Linked DNA regions of Homo sapiens: region 2 is linked to region 1. Evidence: chromatin contacts called from ENCODE Hi-C data. All regions are on one chromosome and are shown on one strand. The core of a region is the stretch at or near the end of the contact, and the rest is flanking DNA. Distances in the headings are between cores, read along the strand shown. Region 1 has its middle 37 kb from the start of MINDY4B. Region 2 overlaps MED12L (mediator complex subunit 12L).

What was found. Hi-C counts contacts between places; a loop is a spot of excess contacts on that map. Pooled maps may share reads with other maps.
Region 2: a map of naive thymus-derived CD4-positive, alpha-beta T cell shows a loop between it and region 1 (20-fold over the local background). The contact joins two enhancer-like sites. A Hi-C loop is called at or near these places in 23 of 168 maps with a recorded cell type or tissue (CD14-positive monocyte, HCT116, IMR-90 and 15 more), 1 of 37 single-sample maps with no recorded cell type and 31 of 50 pooled maps.

Annotation. Positions count from the first base shown.
Region 1 is chr3:150,865,820-150,870,184 of GRCh38, forward strand. No RefSeq gene overlaps it. Among named protein-coding and RNA genes, the nearest start is that of MINDY4B, 37 kb to the right of the region's middle. Within about 2 kb of position 2,657, at least 2 of the 41 ENCODE cell types and tissues checked have a DNase peak (open chromatin) inside an H3K27ac peak, as active enhancers do.
Region 2 is chr3:151,144,709-151,149,073 of GRCh38, forward strand. All of the region lies in intron 5 of MED12L (mediator complex subunit 12L), which reads left to right. Among named protein-coding and RNA genes, the nearest start is that of GPR171, 56 kb to the right of the region's middle. Within about 2 kb of position 2,132, at least 3 of the 41 ENCODE cell types and tissues checked have a DNase peak (open chromatin) inside an H3K27ac peak, as active enhancers do.

The DNA.
Region 1 (4,365 bases), core at 1,407-3,906:
GAAATATGTTTTTTTCAGTGCATTTACCACTTATCTTCATCAGATTACGGGAAGCATTTTTGTATAAATATCAAGCCTGATGGAAATGGATTTATCTTAATTCCTCACTTAAGTTCCGAACTCACCTAGAATTGCATCCTCTGAGACTGGGCTTTTCTTTTTTCTTTTTTTTTTTTTTTCCGAGACGGAGTCTCACTCTGTCGCCCAGGCTGGAGTGCAGTGGTGCGTTCTGGGCTCACTGCAACCTCCGCCTCCCGGGTTCAAGCAATTCTCTGCCTCAGCCTCCCGAGTAGCTGGGATTACAGGTGCCCACCACCACGCCTGGCTAATTTTTGTATTTTTAGCAGATACGGGGTTTCACCATCTTGGCCAGGCTGGTCTGGAACTCCTGACCTCATGATCCACCCGCCTCAGCCTCCCAAAGTGCTGGGATTACAGGTGTGAGCCACTGCGCCCAGCCCTTCTTTTTCCCTTTTTTTTTTTTTTTTGAGACTGGGCTTTTCTTGCCGCCATCTTGAATCTGATTTGGTTTTCTCTGTTGCGCTTTTTTGCTGGCGTCATTTTCCTCACACCTTAGCTCATCATTCTATCCTGTTCTATTGCTCTGGGCTTCTCAGGAGACCTCTTTCCTTCACAAGACTGGCTTCTCCAGGTGTTAGAAAGTGTCTCTACATGTGAAGCAGATCCCTCTCTTAATTTCCCAAACAAAGCACAGGGAATATCAGGCTAGAATGTTTAACATCTTAATTTAAACACAAAGGAATTACAATGCAGGAAAACCTAAAATGTTACTTCTCCTGATCGTGTCTCTGCTTTAAGAAGCCCCTTGGACTTCTGACAACTTGCCGTTCTCTGTCACTTGGCTGTGTTCCCTAAATGTTGGTCCAGGCCCTGTGCAAGGCTCCCAGCTCTGGCAGCAGCATTAGGGTGGGGAGAGCCTTTCTTCCCTCTCCTTAGGCGTCCTCCTTCCTGTTCCCACGATGATTGATGGAAGAAATGCCTGCCCTTACCTACAGGGCATGGTTTCTAGACACAGTTCAATTCTCATTTTTCTCCTCTGTCTCTGGCTATTTCTTCTGCGCCTGCTTTCCAGGCTCTTCGCACACTGCCTGACTGCTGACACGAGAATTCCTAAGGGCTCAGCATTAGGCCCAGCTATCTTCTTGCTTCATACTCTCCTTGGGCAGTCTTACCCCAGGCCACCATGTTACTTACCCTTAGTGACTCCCAGGTGTATTTATTTCTCTGGTCCAAACCTCTCCATTGATTTCCAGATCCTTATTTCTGATCCATTAATCTACCTTTCCACTTGAATGTTTCATGTCTAAGACTAGATGTGTGATTTCTTGCCCTCAAAATCTGGTATGTTTTGAGTGTTTCCAAGTTCTGTGAAGGTACAACCTTCCATCCAGTTATCAAATCAGAAACCTAGAAGTCATCCTTGATCCTTCTTTCTTTCTTCCTCATCTCCCTCCCCATGCAACCTATTTCAGCCTTCTCCATTTTACCTACCAAGAGGTGTCTCCTGAGAGGCCCACTTCAGTCTACTTTAATTGCCTCCATTCTGTTCTGACCATCTCTTGTCCACACCACTGCCTAACTAACTAGTCTCCGCATGCCTAACTGGTCTCTGCATGCACTTGGGGCTCTCTCCAATCCATGTTCTACTCTGAGGCATGTGTTCAAAATGCAAATCTTACCAGGCCACTTAAAACCTTTCCAAGGTTTCTCACACCTTATAGTCTACACTGCCTTGCGGTGGCCCCACCTTTTGCTCCAGCTGCTTCACAACCACTCTTTAGCCCCACAGGCTTTTCTGTTCCTCAGGCGCATTCACCACAGGGCTTCACATCTGCTTGCCCTTCTTCCCCTTACCCTGTTATCTCTATGCAGCCTTCTTACTTCAGCTAACCATCTCTTCCTCAGACATGCCTTTTCCTTTTCTTTCAGTTCTTTATTATAAGATTGACGCACCCAAAATCTCTTCCCTTAGTTTTCAAGTTTATCTTTATTAAAGTGCTTTTTGATTAATTGCCATCTCCTCAGAAGAGCCTAAGTTTCATAAGAAAAGAGGGTGTGCCACATCTGATTTTGCTCGCTGTGCTGATTTTCCCCAGCATCAAGCATAGTGCCTGGCACATAGGGCATGTTAAAAAACATTGAATGGCCAGGCATGGTAGCTCATGCCTGAATCCCAGCACTTCGGGAGGCCAAGCGGGCAGATCACTTGAGGTCATGAGTTAAAGACCAGCCTGGCCAACATGGTGAAACCCAATTTCTACCAAAAAATACAAACAAATTAGCCAGAGTGGTTGTGTGCACCTGTAGTCCCAGCTACTTGGGAGGCTGAGGCACAAGAATCGCTTGAACCCGGGAGGTGGAGGTTACAGTGAGCCAAGGTCACACCAGTGCACTCCAGCCTGGGCGACAGAGTGAGACTCCATCTCAAAAATAAAAATAAAAATAAAATAAAAAACATTGAATGAATGAATGAATGAATGATTATGTCTCTAAGGCCCTGACAAGGGAATTACAACCATTAACAGAAAATGCAGGCCCAGGTGTGGCTGAAGAGTGCCCACAGCCTGGACAGCTCAGGTCCAGTCTCAGCCAGTTGCTATTCAGGGTTATTTCCACAGTGTGAAGTGAAGGGAATCTTAGGCCTCCCCCAACCTGGCCTGCTCCTACGGGTCTTGTGACATTGGTGAGAATGTTCTTGGAAAAATGATTCACACATCTTGTCTAAGAGCAAACAATAATTCGGGGGAATGTTCCAGTCTAAGTTGATATTTGAAAGAGGAAAATAGTTGCCATCGCCTCAAGGGTTCATTCCCACTAAAGACACAGTCAGTTTAGATGACTAGTCAGAAAAATTAATATCCCCGTCTTCAAGCAAACAGCTTTCTTCTGCTTTGTATTTGAGAAGCTGAAAAAAAAGTCATTTTTCTCAAAACAAAGTTTAAAAGTGAACTAATGGCTCTGAGAAACTTCCAGTTATTTTTATTTTTTTATTTTATTTTATTTTATTTTTTTTGAGACGGAGTCTCGCTGTCGCCCAGGTTGGAGTGCAGTGGCGTGATCTCGGCTCACTGCAGGCTCCGCCTCCTGGGTTCACGCCATTCTCCTGCCTCAGCCTTTTGAGTAACTGGGACTACAGGTGCCCGCCACCTCGCCTGGCTAATTTTTTGTATTTTTAGTAGAGATGGGGTTTCACCGTGTTAGCCAGGATGGTCTCGATCTCCTGACCTCGTGATCCGCCCACCTCGGCCTTCCAAAGTGCTGGGATTACAGGCGTGAGCCACCGCGCCCAGCCACTTCCAGTTATTTTTAAATAACATGTCTCCACTCTGAAGAAAAAAATCAAGTATTACCGGGTACCCTGTTTATAAGATAAAATAACTTATTTTCACTGAACATTGATATACAAAGTAATTAATAGTTTTATATATCAAAATTATACTTTTACATCTAAAACGTAGGTACTTAATCTTTCCTCCATTATTTTACTTATTTATAGACTTGTTCCAGGAATAATTTAACCCAAATTACAATACCATATAAAATATGGCAAACTAACATAAATTATAAACAAATTAAAAATTCAAAGGAGGAATAAGGGAAGGAACATAAAATGGATACAAGAATGAGGTCAATTTAAAAGTTGGCTTTTGTAAGGACCGATACACTACCCGACAGTCATCCTGCTTTTCTTCCTTCTACAAAACCCTGATTTTGTTCTAATATCAAGTGCCCTGTTCTCAGACTCAGAGGATGAACCATGATGATCTGAGTCATGGATCCCCTAGCTAGACAGCTCTTGTTAAAAGGAATATCTTTATTGTTTGCGACTTTTCGTGAGATCTCTTACTTGCAGCTGAGCAGTTCCTTACTAATGCACTGGTGTGTTTTTTAATTCAGCTCTAAGCAGTCAACTCCAAAAGAGACATTCAGTAAGAAACAATGTAGTGTCCATAAAACAAAAAACAGGCCCGCACCTCAGGAAAAGCACAATGTAAGTAAGATTAAGACCACATAAGCCCAAAGTCTGTAGGGATCCACTTATTTGTCCAGTGTATTTAAAATCCCCAGTGAAAACACCAATGATAAAGATACTATAATCCGCAATTCAAGCCTAATTGCCTTTCTCTTCTGACATAATTTATTATTCACCTTGAAGTTTCATTTCCTACATGGTCCTTAAGTTAAAACATTATTCTTTGAGCCAAATGCAAATGCATTTAATAAATGAATTTGAATGAATGCAGAAAGATTGTTCTTTGGAAACTAACCTTGGGATTGTGAATACAGTGCCCTAAGTCTGTGAGGTGGCAGATTAGCGGGGTGGCTGGCGGTGTCTACATTATT
Region 2 (4,365 bases), core at 882-3,381, 280 kb after region 1:
TTCACTCACTGTGGCTGGTCATATCTTCACCTCTTCACCTCTCTCTTCAGTCTTCCTTCCCTTCCCCACCACCTGTCCCAGGAACATCCCAGAGGAACAGTCCTGTCAGTTTCCCTCAGTGACCTATTCACTGCCGCCCCCGACATACCTGCATCATGTAAACCTACCTGCAGCGGTTGTCCTTACCCGTCTTCCTCCAGTCTTGGTTGGAGAGATGCTACTTTCACCTAAGGTTACTTCCTCCTTTTTTGTAGCCTCCTCCCTACCCAGCCTTGTAAACCATGTAAGTTTGCTTTCTTCTGGGCCCTCGCTCTGTGCCAGTCACTGTTTTAGCATGTTGCATCTCATTTAATCCTCAAAATAATTCTGTATAGGCTAAGAACACTTACTAGCCCTGTTTTACAGGCAAGTAACTGAAGCACCCAGGGGCTGACTTGCTCTAAAACTCCAAAGCTGGTAAGTGATTGGAGCCAGGGCAGGAACCAGGCCAGCTAACTCTAGAACCTGTGCCCTTCACCACTCTTAAGCTAGTTAATGCATGTCAGGGGCTTAGAAGAGGGCCAGTGCACAGCGAGTGCACTACCAATATTGTTACTCTGCATGATAAACTGGTCTGTCCCCAGGATTGTGTCTGCTAGGTACTTCTGTAGTCATGAACACATTCTTTAAGGCATTGCATCCCACATATGGTAATGTTCGCTACATTTGCATCTTTCCCCTGACCCTTCTGAGTATCAGACTTGCATATCCACCTGCTCCTTAACATATTTTCCCATGAATATCTCCAGCATTTTAAATCTGGCGTATTCAAAACTAAACTGAAAACTGGGAAACCTGGGTAAGATTGGTGAGTTGCCTCAGTGTCAGTATGCTGGTTGCGATATTGTACTATAGATTTGAAGGAAGTTAACATTTGGCAAAACTAAGTAAAGTGTCCATGGGATCTCTTTCTTACACTTGGATGTGAATCTACAGTTATCTCAAAATAAGAAGTTTCATTAAAACAAGTTAAGGAAATAACAAACTGAACCCAGCCCTGCCACCCCTCCCCAGCTGTTCTCTGTAATTCCACATCTCCGTTGATGGCACCAGGACCACCCATTCGGAAATGTGTTAGCTGCCCTTTCTCTTTCCTTCATCTCCACTTTAGGGTGTTTCCTCTTCTGCCTCACAAAGGTGTCGCACCTGCCTCTTTGTTCCCTGCTGCAGTCACCTCCCTGATGGAGTTGGCAGCCTCCTTTCCAGGGTTTCCCCTACAACTTCCTGAGAAATAGCGTTAATTTACGTATCTGATCTTGCCGTTGCTGTGTTTAAAATGTTTCAGTTACCCATTTGTGATAAAAAACCAAACTCCATAGCTTGCCACTGCCTGGGTCAGAGTCCTCCAGGCTGCTGATTAAAAAAGCAGATTTCTCCACCCGACTCCAGACCTCTGGAGTTGAAATCCCTGGAGTTGGAAATAAACGTGTGCGTTGAACCAGCACCCTCTGGTGACCATTTTGTGCACTAGCGTTTGAGGAACTCTGGCCTCTGGGGACCTTCCTGCGCCTCACTGGTGACTCCCTCTGCCTTCCTGCCATCTGCATTGCCTGAAATGTCACACGCTGCCATTTCTGTGTGTGGAACTCCTTTGTACCTTCCCCAATATGTGGATGAAACGCCTCTTTGCTTCCTTTCCTGGGTCTCAGGGTACAATGGAGCACTTACCTTGTTGCTGTCTACTTTTGTGTCATGTGCACCTCAGGCAGGGCCACTTTCTTCTCTTTGTAGCCTCATATCCCAGTAGAGGGTCGTGGTAGGCATTTAGTGTTTGCTGCTACATATTGATGGGTTTTATTTTATTTGATCTTGAGCTGCCTACTTGATCCCTAAGTAATAGTACTTTGCACGGTGTCATTGCACAATAATTAAAACCAGAGGGAAATGGCTGGTTTAAAATAACATAGTAAAATGAGTCATCCAGACAAAAACAGGCACTCTGTATTTGTCCCCAGTGTTCTACAGGTAATTCTGTTAGAGGAAAACTTTTTAAAAGCAAAAATGTATTTCAGTAATGTATCACGCTGTGTCATTTCCACTGTGTACCAACAGCCCATCCCCACCCCTCCTCCTTTTCTCTCTTTTCCTGCTCTCCAGCCAGAGAACCTGATTTAACTATCTGATCATTCAGCAGAACCCAGCAGTCTGGCCAGTGGTCTGACTCTGCTGGTCTTGTGGCACTGAGGCAGCAGTTTTCATTTGGGCTATTTATCCAGGCAGCCAATCAGTGCACTGACTACTTTTCATTCCCCATGTGAACAGTGGCTGAGTATGGGATTTTGGATTTTCTGTGGCTCATTTTATAGGGTACAACTGATTAACTTTTAAACCCTTTTATTATGGGACATCAAACATGTACAAATATAGAAGTATATAATAACACCCATTTACTCTTCACCCAGCTTTAACCATTGACTCACAGTCACTCTTGTTTCTACCCCTTATCCTCTCTGTCTCCCCCCACCTGTGAAATTATATCATTTCCTAGTGTTTTACTTTTTATCAGTATGGAGTAATCTTTTCTTTTACTTCATGAAGAAATAATCTTTTACTTCATTTTATTGGTAGTTAAGTACTTCAAGAAGACATTTTAAATATTTGAATATTAAAAAACCAGCTTTATTGATATAATTGAAATACTATATAATTCATCCATTTAAAGTCTACGGTCAGTGTTTTTTAGCATGTTCACAGAGCTGTGAAGCTATTAACCACATTTTAGAACATTTTCGCTACCCCTGAAAAACCCCATGCCCATGAGCAGTCACTCCCCATTTGCCTTCAGTAGCCGCAGGCAACCACTAACCTACTTTCTCTGTAGATTTGCCTTTTGTGGACATTTTATATAAATGGAATTATACAACATGTGGTCCTTTGAAACTGGCTTGTTTCAGTTAGTGTATGTTTTCCTGGTACATCCATGTGGTAGCAGGTTTCAGTACTTCATTCTCTCTTAGGGCCGAATGGTGTTCCATTGTATGCATATGCCACATTTTATTTATCTGGGTATCAGCTGACGGATATTGGATTGTTTTCACTTTTTGGTTATAATGAACATCCTGCTATGAACATTTGTTTACAGGTCTTTGTGTGGACATGTGTCATTTCTCTTAGATATACAGGCTAGTTCTCCTGGGTATGTATAACTTACTGGATTATGTGATGACATTATATTTAACCTTTTGTGGAACTATCCTACTGTTTTCCACATATTACATTTATCATTTTATATTCCCGTGGGGAACACCTGAGGATTTCAGTTTCTCTACATTCTTGTCAATACTTGTTATTATCAGTCTTTTTATTATAGCTGTCCTAGCGGTATTTCATTATGGTTTTGATTTGCATTTCTCTATCGGCTAATGGTGTTGACCATCTTAAATGTGCTTATTGGCCATTTGTTTATTATTTTTGGAGAAATGTCTGTTCAGATCCTTTGCCTATTTTTTAACTGGGTTGTCTTTTTATTATTGAGTTTAATAGTTCATCATGTATTCTAGATCCAACTCCTTTATATATGATTTGAAATATTCTCTCCCAATTGGTGTGTTATCTTTTCACCCTGTTAATTGTGTCTTTGATCAAAAAAGTATTTTAACAACAGAAAATGTGAGAAAAATGGTGGAAAATCTTTCAGCCATTCTTACTGAGGGTTGAGTAATGGTATATATAATAGCTGACATGTACTGAAATTTTTGATTTTGCATTTTTTCTCTCATTCAGTCTGCACCAACGTCAGGCTGGTTAAACCCTCTATGTCCTGCAGCTTTGAGAAGCAGGCTGTTCACACTCAGAAGGGGGTATTATTGTAGTCATATAGCCTAAAGAAGGATTTCCAAGGAAATGAATTTCTCCATTGAGGAGTCCATCACCTCTGACTTAAAGTGCTGTGTCAGGTGGATCACCTTAAAGATTTGCTCCTTAGTCTCTGGACTTGGTTGGAGTTTTAAAAAAAACAATCTCTGTTGCATTTCATTTCACATAGTGAGTTCCCACTGGCTTTGATGATGGAAAAGGAAGTAGCTAGGAAAATGAATCTTTACAAAGTTAGTTTTTTCATATATGGTTATATAAAAACCTATACATACACATACATTTACAAGGAAATTTATTGAAAAAGAATGGAAAGTCCAATATTTGCCCGGCCCATTTATAGCCATTGATTAACAGGTGCTTCTATTTAGCTATATTAGAGACAGTGTATTAGAGAAGGAATTTGGCCTTTTCCCTGTTGTCATGTTTGAAACCTTTTAGGTGTGCAGTGGTGAGTTTAAACTACAAAAGAAATAAGTTTGTTTCAAGAAATGAGAGAATCATTGGGAGGGA